3 separate regions of the Homo sapiens genome follow, and all the other regions are linked to region 3. A link is a loop called in an ENCODE intact Hi-C map of the cell type or tissue named here. Cell type or tissue: psoas muscle. All regions are shown on one strand.

Evidence for each region. A loop is a pair of places that touch in the nucleus more often than their neighbours do. Peaks named below come from ENCODE experiments on the same cell type or tissue, not always from the same donor. Only the 100,000 strongest peaks of a DNase experiment are listed, where the experiment ranks them.
Region 1: a loop joins it to region 3, with 3 times the contacts of the local background. A loop is called at or near these places in 2 of 110 quality-filtered maps.
Region 2: a loop joins it to region 3, with 5 times the contacts of the local background. A loop is called at or near these places in 20 of 110 quality-filtered maps.

What each region holds. Positions count from the first base shown.
Region 1 is chr2:206,373,609-206,376,108 of GRCh38, forward strand. No RefSeq gene overlaps it. Among named protein-coding and RNA genes, the nearest start is that of ADAM23, 69 kb to the right of the region's middle. In psoas muscle, no CTCF peak of the experiment used is centred here; no DNase peak of the experiment used is centred here.
Region 2 is chr2:206,555,165-206,557,664 of GRCh38, forward strand. ADAM23 (ADAM metallopeptidase domain 23) reads left to right here. Exons shown (of 26, transcript NM_003812.4): 10 at 2,263-2,334. Among named protein-coding and RNA genes, the nearest start is that of FAM237A, 86 kb to the right of the region's middle. In psoas muscle, a CTCF peak has its summit at 1,401 (motif pointing right); no DNase peak of the experiment used is centred here.
Region 3 is chr2:206,163,270-206,165,769 of GRCh38, forward strand. No RefSeq gene overlaps it. Among named protein-coding and RNA genes, the nearest start is that of SNORA41, 2.3 kb to the left of the region's middle. In psoas muscle, a CTCF peak has its summit at 1,181 (motif pointing right); no DNase peak of the experiment used is centred here; H3K27ac peaks cover 329 bases.

The DNA.
Region 1 (2,500 bases), 210 kb after region 3:
CTCTTCTGTTCTGTTGGTTTTTATTTCTGTTTTTTGCACCAGTACAATGTTGTTTTGATTACTGTAGCTATGTAGTATATTTCAAAATTACGTAGTGTGATGCCTGGAGTTTTGTTCTTGCTCGAGATTGATTTGGCTATTCAGGGTTTTTTTTGTGGTTCCATACAAATTTTTGAATTGTTTTATCTATTTTTGCAAAAAATGTCATTGGAATTTTAATAGGGATTGCATTAAATCTATAGGTTGCTCTGGGTAGCATGGACTTTTTAAGAATATTAATTCTTCCAATGCATGAACATGAGATATCTTTCCATTTATTTTTGTCTTCAATTTATTTCATCAATGTTCAACTCTGTCAATTTTTACTTCATATGTTTTGGTGGTCTTAGTTATGTAGCTGTTTATAATTGTTATCTTTTGCTGTATCGAACCTTTTATTATAATATCCTTCTTTGTCTCTTGTAAACTTTTTTTTATTTAAAGTCTATTTTGTATGTTATTAGCATAACCTCCATTGCCCTCCTCTGGTTACTATTTTCATGGAATATTATTTTCTATCCTTCCATTTTCAACCTGTTTGTGTCTTTGGATCTAAAATGAGTATCTTGTAGATAGCACATAGTTGGATCTTTTTTTAAGTGCATTCTTTCAATCTGTCTTTGGAGAGTATAATCCATTTACATTTAAAGTAATTACTGACGAGAAGGGTCTGACATCTATCAATTAGCTATTTGTTTTCCATTTGTCTTATACATTTTTGTTCCTCATATCTTCTTTTGTGTTTAGTTGACTGTTTGTAGTGAAGTGTTTAAATTTCTTTCTCTTTTTATTTTGTGTATATTCTATAGCTATTTCCTTTTGGTTATCAAGGGTTACATTTAACATCTTCAAGGCATATCACTCAAATTTGAATATTCCAGTTTAACCCCAATAACATACAAAATTTTTGCTCCTTTATATCTGTATCCTTATTCTTTTTGTTGTTGATGTCACAAAATTATATCTTTATACATTGTATTATAAAAACACTTATAATACATCGTATTATAAAAACACTTATAATACATCGTATTATAAAAACACTTATAATACATCGTATTATAAAAACACTTATAATACATCGTATTATAAAAACACTTATAATACATCGTATTATAAAAACACTTATAATACATCGTATTATAAAAACACTTATAATACATCGTATTATAAAAACACTTATAATACATCGTATTATAAAAACACTTATAATACATCGTATTATAAAAACACTTATAATACATCGTATTATAAAAACACTTATAATACATCGTATTATAAAAACACTTATAATACATCGTATTATAAAAACACTTATAATACATCGTATTATAAAAACACTTATAATACATCGTATTATAAAAACACTTATAATACATCGTATTATAAAAACACTTATAATACATCGTATTATAAAAACACTTATAATACATCGTATTATAAAAACACTTATAATACATCGTATTATAAAAACACTTATAATACATCGTATTATAAAAACACTTATAATACATCGTATTATAAAAACACTTATAATACATCGTATTATAAAAACACTTATAATACATCGTATTATAAAAACACTTATAATACATCGTATTATAAAAACACTTATAATACATCGTATTATAAAAACACTTATAATACATCGTATTATAAAAACACTTATAATACATCGTATTATAAAAACACTTATAATACATCGTATTATAAAAACACTTATAATACATCGTATTATAAAAACACTTATAATACATCGTATTATAAAAACACTTATAATACATCGTATTATAAAAACACATAATACATCGTATTATATAAACAATTATAATACAATTATAATGCATTGTAATATAAAAAACAAATACTTTAAAAAATGCATGTCTTAAATTATGTAGAAAACAAAATGTGGAGTTTCAAACCAAAGTTACAATAATTACAGGTTTTAGATTAATAATTGCTTTTAAAATGTATTAATCTCTTAAGTCATACAGAAAACAAAAAGTGGAATTACAAGCCATTGTTACAATAATACTAGCTTCTATAATGCTCACGTACTTACCTCAACTAAGACCTTTATTTCTTCATATGACTTCAAGTTACCATCTAGTGTCCCTTCATTTCATCCTGCAGGACTCCCTGGAGCATTTCTTGTAGGGCAGCTCTAGTGGTAATAAACTCCTTCTGTTTTTGTTTATCTGAAATGTCTTAATTTCTTCCTCACTTTTGAAGGACAGTTTTGCCAGATACAAGATTCTTGGTTGACAGGTTTTTTTCTTTCAGCACTTAAAATATATCATCCCACTTCTGCTGGCCTCCAGACTTTCTCATGAGAAATCTGCTGAAAATCTTATTGAGGATTCCTTGTGTATAACAAGTTGCTTCTCTCTTGCTGCTTTCTGTCTTTTTTTGGTTTTCAACAGTTTGATTGTAATGTGTCTCAATATGGGTCTCTTTGAGT
Region 2 (2,500 bases), 390 kb after region 3:
TCATATACAGAACTGCCTATTTGATATCTCTATTTTAGTGTTGATTTGAATAGAACTTCTGAATCAGAACTCTTAGTTCCCTAGTCCTAAACTTCTCTTCTTCTAGTCTCTCTTATTATTTTAAGTGGCACCACAATCCCCCATCCATTCAAGTTCAAAACCTAGGAGTTATCTTTTAATTCTTCTCTTTCCTCACCTTCCACATCCTATACATCATCCAGTCGTGGGAGCTCTACCCTCGTAGTGGTACTTGAATTCACTTCTCTCTACAGTTGTTTAGCCTCCATTATCTCTTACCTGGACTATTGCAGTAGCTTCCCAACAGGTATCTCTGTTTCCATTCTTGGCACTCTCTAATTTACATAACAATGACAGGCAAAATAATTTTTCTAAAAAGAAAATCAGAGGATTGAAAATTACAAATATGAAATAAATTTAAAACATTACATTTTGATAGACTTTTAAAATACCTCATTTTATTAATTTTTAAAACTTGAAATGTTTTAAAACTTGTCATGTTTTCCGTGATCATTATGCTATAAAAAGAAATCTCAATAAAATAACAAATTAATACTCAGAAGCAAACTAAAATTCATCTTAATAGGTGTGTAACACCACTGCATTAGAAGAATAGATATCAGCTAATGTTTTCTCTTTCAATCCACAATTCAGTGGAACTAGAACATTTTCATCATCCCAGAGGAACTTAATGTTAATATTTTTCCTTTTACTCTTAAGTGTATCTTGGAAAGTTTTCAGCTTGTGGAATTTGCTAGGCAACTTAAAATGCTGAGCTATCTATAGAAACTTCTTTATGCCAAGTTTACAAAATGTGTTATAATGCCTGAATAATTTCAGATTAATAGGATGTTTTATGACCCAGTTATATGCACACATTACAGTTTACTTTAAAAGAACACAAATATAGACAGTTTGGGTCAGATTATGATGTACAGTAGTGGCAATAACATGAACAGTAATAGTAATATTATACCAACAGTTATGTATTCATGAATACTATAATAATAGCAGAATATTAATTTATTTAGCATTTATTATGGGTAATCAGTGTTTTTGTTGTTATAAAAAATAAACATTAGATATGTAAACATTGAGATATATATTCTTTGTTTAAAAAACATAGTCACAGATAGAATGAAATGAAGGGAATCTGACAAAAGTTATATATAGGGTGCGAATGGGCAAAGGACAAATAAAAGAATTTTCTAATGTAGAAATATTTTGAATCTTTATGAAAGATGCATTATTTTCATAATTATAATTGAAGGTAAATTTCAAAGACTTGTGCAAATCTGAGTCTGTGGTTTTAAGTAGGTTTTGTTTTCCTTAGTGTTGTAGAAATAATAACCTCATGGACCAGTAGAGGGCATGATTTTCCTATGGTAGACCAGTTTTCAAATGTCCTCTTGAAGACATTAAGCAAAGCGTACTACTCCTTGCTAAAAACGTAGCCCTCCAGATGTCATTGTAGAATTACTCTATTAATTTACTTTTCTTTATTTCTTAAATAAACATAAACAATCATAAACTCTCAGCACACTTCATTTTTACTTTTTGTCTTCTCTTTGTTTTGACTTTGAGCAGTCAAAAGCAAATGGCTTCATTTGGAGGAGGCATTCCTCTGAAAGGATATACTAAATGCCTGGCAAATGCTGTCCATATCATGGACAGTATCTAAAGCACTGACAAAGACATTTTCTTGATCTGTGCGTGGCCTTGAATTTAAAGTGAGACAAGTGGGTTAAGCCGTTTGTATAAGCTACAAAATGTCATTTCAATGAAAACAAAAGGATTGAATTTGTAGACATTAAGACTAAATTTAAAACTTACTTTTTAGGTATAAAGCTTCTCATATCGATTTCTATAGGTCCTTACTATTATTCAGAACATCGTAGGTTTTTTTGTTTTTTTTTGAAAAAAATTTTGTAAAGACAGGATCTCACTGTGTTGCTTAGGCTGGTCTCAAATCCCTGGCCTCAAGCAGTCCTCCAGCCTCCACCTGCCAAAGTGTTGGGATTACAGTTGTGAGCCATGCTGCCCAGCTAACATCATGTTTTAGATAGTCAGAGTTTTGCCACCTAACAGAGAAGTAACACCACCAAATCCAGTATACCACAAACTAAATTATATATTTTTAAATCCATATTTCTACTATTACTGAGATATTTCTGCTTTTACAGCATTTTGAAATTTATTATTCACTTATGATTTGGCAGTGACTGGTATGTATTTCCCCCCTAGTATAAGAAGCATCGCTCTTCTCATGCACATACCAACAACTTTGCAAAGTCCGTGGTCAACCTTGTGGATTCTGTAAGTATCCTGGTTTTCTTGAATTTGTGTGCCAAGATGGAATGGTTTATCTCTATTTGCTTACTTGTACTTTAGGTATTTCTTGAACAAATTTAAAAACACAATCCTGAAGCTCATCTGGCTAAGGAATTATAGGATGGTCCGCTTCACAGAGTAGTGCTCTGAG
Region 3 (2,500 bases):
GAGGTTGAAACTGCAGTGAGCCAAGGTTGTGCGACTGCACTCCAGCCTGGGTGCCAGAGCAAGGTCCTGTCAAAAGAAAAAAAATTGTAGTGCAACTTTACCCACTTGTGATGTCCTTAGCAGTGCCTGATGATGTGATTTGTTGTAACCTAGCATCTTTGCACTGGGAACTTGATGTGAGATGTGTGACACTGCTAGAAGACACCTAACCCAGAGGAGGGAGGGCTTCCCAGAATTTGGCATGACTTACAACTACTTAACAGGTTACAAATTTAAAATAATGACTCATGATGTAAAGAAACCATCTTTTAAGTGTTGGGAATGTGATTTGGAGTAGCACTGTGTCCTGGGAGGGGGATTATATAGGTAACTGGTTCCCAGGCTTCCCAGAAAAACTTGACTTTGCTGTGAAGATTCATAGGTGCTGGGTTGTAGAGGCGGAATATTTTACTTGGATTTGGAAATCTGATTGGTTCTCATGCTGCAGGTAAATACTGGGATGAGGGTAGTATGTTGAGTGAAGAGATGGTCAAGTATTGGAAACCGTTTAATCTTAACAGGGAATTTGGGGTCTGGCTAACATTTGATACATTTTTTTAAATAGTAGTTTTACAAAAGCAGTGCTTGGGAATTGCTGATCTCAAATGATCAAAAAATTTTAGGTCAATTTTTTTTTTTTTTTTTTTTTTGAGATGGAGTCTCACTCTGTTGCCTGGGCTAGAGTGCAGTGGTGTGATCTCAGCTCACTGCAACCTCGGCCTCCCAGGTTCAAGCAATTCTCCTGCCTCAGCCCCCTGAGTAGCTGGGATTACAGGCATGCGCCACCATGCCTGGCTAATTTTTCTATTTTTAGTACATACGGGGCTTCACCATTTTGGTCAGGCTGGTCTCGAGCTCCTGACCTCAGGTGATCCACCCACCTTGGCCTCCCAAAGTGCTGGGATTATAGGCATAAGCCACAATGCCCAGCCCCTAGGTCAATTTTTTAATAGAACTATACAGTGCTATTTCTTCTCCATCTGATTTTATGTTGTGACTGCCTTGACTGTGGGAAACTATATTATAAGGAAGATTTATTTAACAGATAGATACATTGAATAATATCTCTAAGCAATGTTTATAATCCAACAGCCTAAAAGTCATGGGAGACATTTTCAGGTTGTCATTATCATAAGAGCCAGCAGAGGGCAGCACTACATTTTCTGGAAAACCAGAGAGTTTGGGAATAATGAAAATGCCAAAAGAAACACAAAAAACAAAAAACCAAAACCATGAATAAACTTCGGTGAATGGTAATAAAAATTTGCAATTATTGACATGGTGAAGGGGTTGAGTTCCAAATAGCTTGGCCAAAATGTTAACTATCAGCAGAAGTTTATGATGAGAAAACTAATGATTAATAATTAGTTTAAAGGTGGTCAAAAATTTAGAATGGTCAATTCAAACCACAGATGTCTTCAGAATCCTACAGTGATGAATGATGAGGCATACCATTTTGAAATCTTGATTCTACACCCTTGAATAAAAAATATTTTGATGGTATCTTTTAACTTCATATTTTAAAAAACACATGGCCGGATGTGGTGTCTCACACCTGTATTCCCAGCACTTTGGGAGGCCGAGGCAGCTGGATCATGAGGTCAGGCGATCTAGACCATCCTGGCTAACACAGTGAAACCCTGTCTCTACTAAAAATACAAAAAATTAGCCAGGTGTGGTGGCATGCGCCTGTAGTCCCAGCTACTTGGGAGGCTGAGGCAGGAGAATTGCTTGAACCCGGGAGGCAGAGGTTGCAGTGAGCTGAGATCACGCCACTGCACTCCAGCCTGGGCGACAAAAGTGAGACTCCATCTCAAAAGAAAAAAAAAAAGATAATATACCAACAGTTCAAAACTCAAGAGTATGTACAATGAAGTCTCTCCTGTCCCCTAGGCCTCCAGTTCCGCTCCATCAAAGCAGTGTTAACAGGTTCTTAGGTCTTTGCAGAGCCACTGTAAGCTTATGCATAGACTAATTGTAACACACCACATAGACTTTTGCACCTTGCATTTTCCTTTTGAAAATGAACACCTTGGGGCCGGGTGTGGTGGCTCACGCCTGTAATCCCAACACTTTGGGAGGCCTAGGTGGGCAGATCACAAGGTCAAGAGATCCAGACAATCCTGGCCAACATGGTGAAACCCTGTGTCTATTAAAAATACAAAAATTAGCTGGCCGTGGTGGCGCACGACTGTAGTCCCAGCCACTTGGGAGGCTGAGGCAGGAGAATCGCCTGAACCCGGGAGGCGGAGATTGCAGTGAGCTGAGATTGTACCACTGCATTCTGTCTCAAAAAAAAAAAAAAAAGAGCCAGGCGCGGTGGCTCATACCTGTAATCCCAGAGGTGGGGGATCACGAGGTCAGGAGTTTGAGACCAGCCTGGCCAACATGGTGAAACCCTGTCTCTACTAAAAATACAAAAAAAAAAAAAAAAAATGAACACCTTGGAGATTATGCCTTG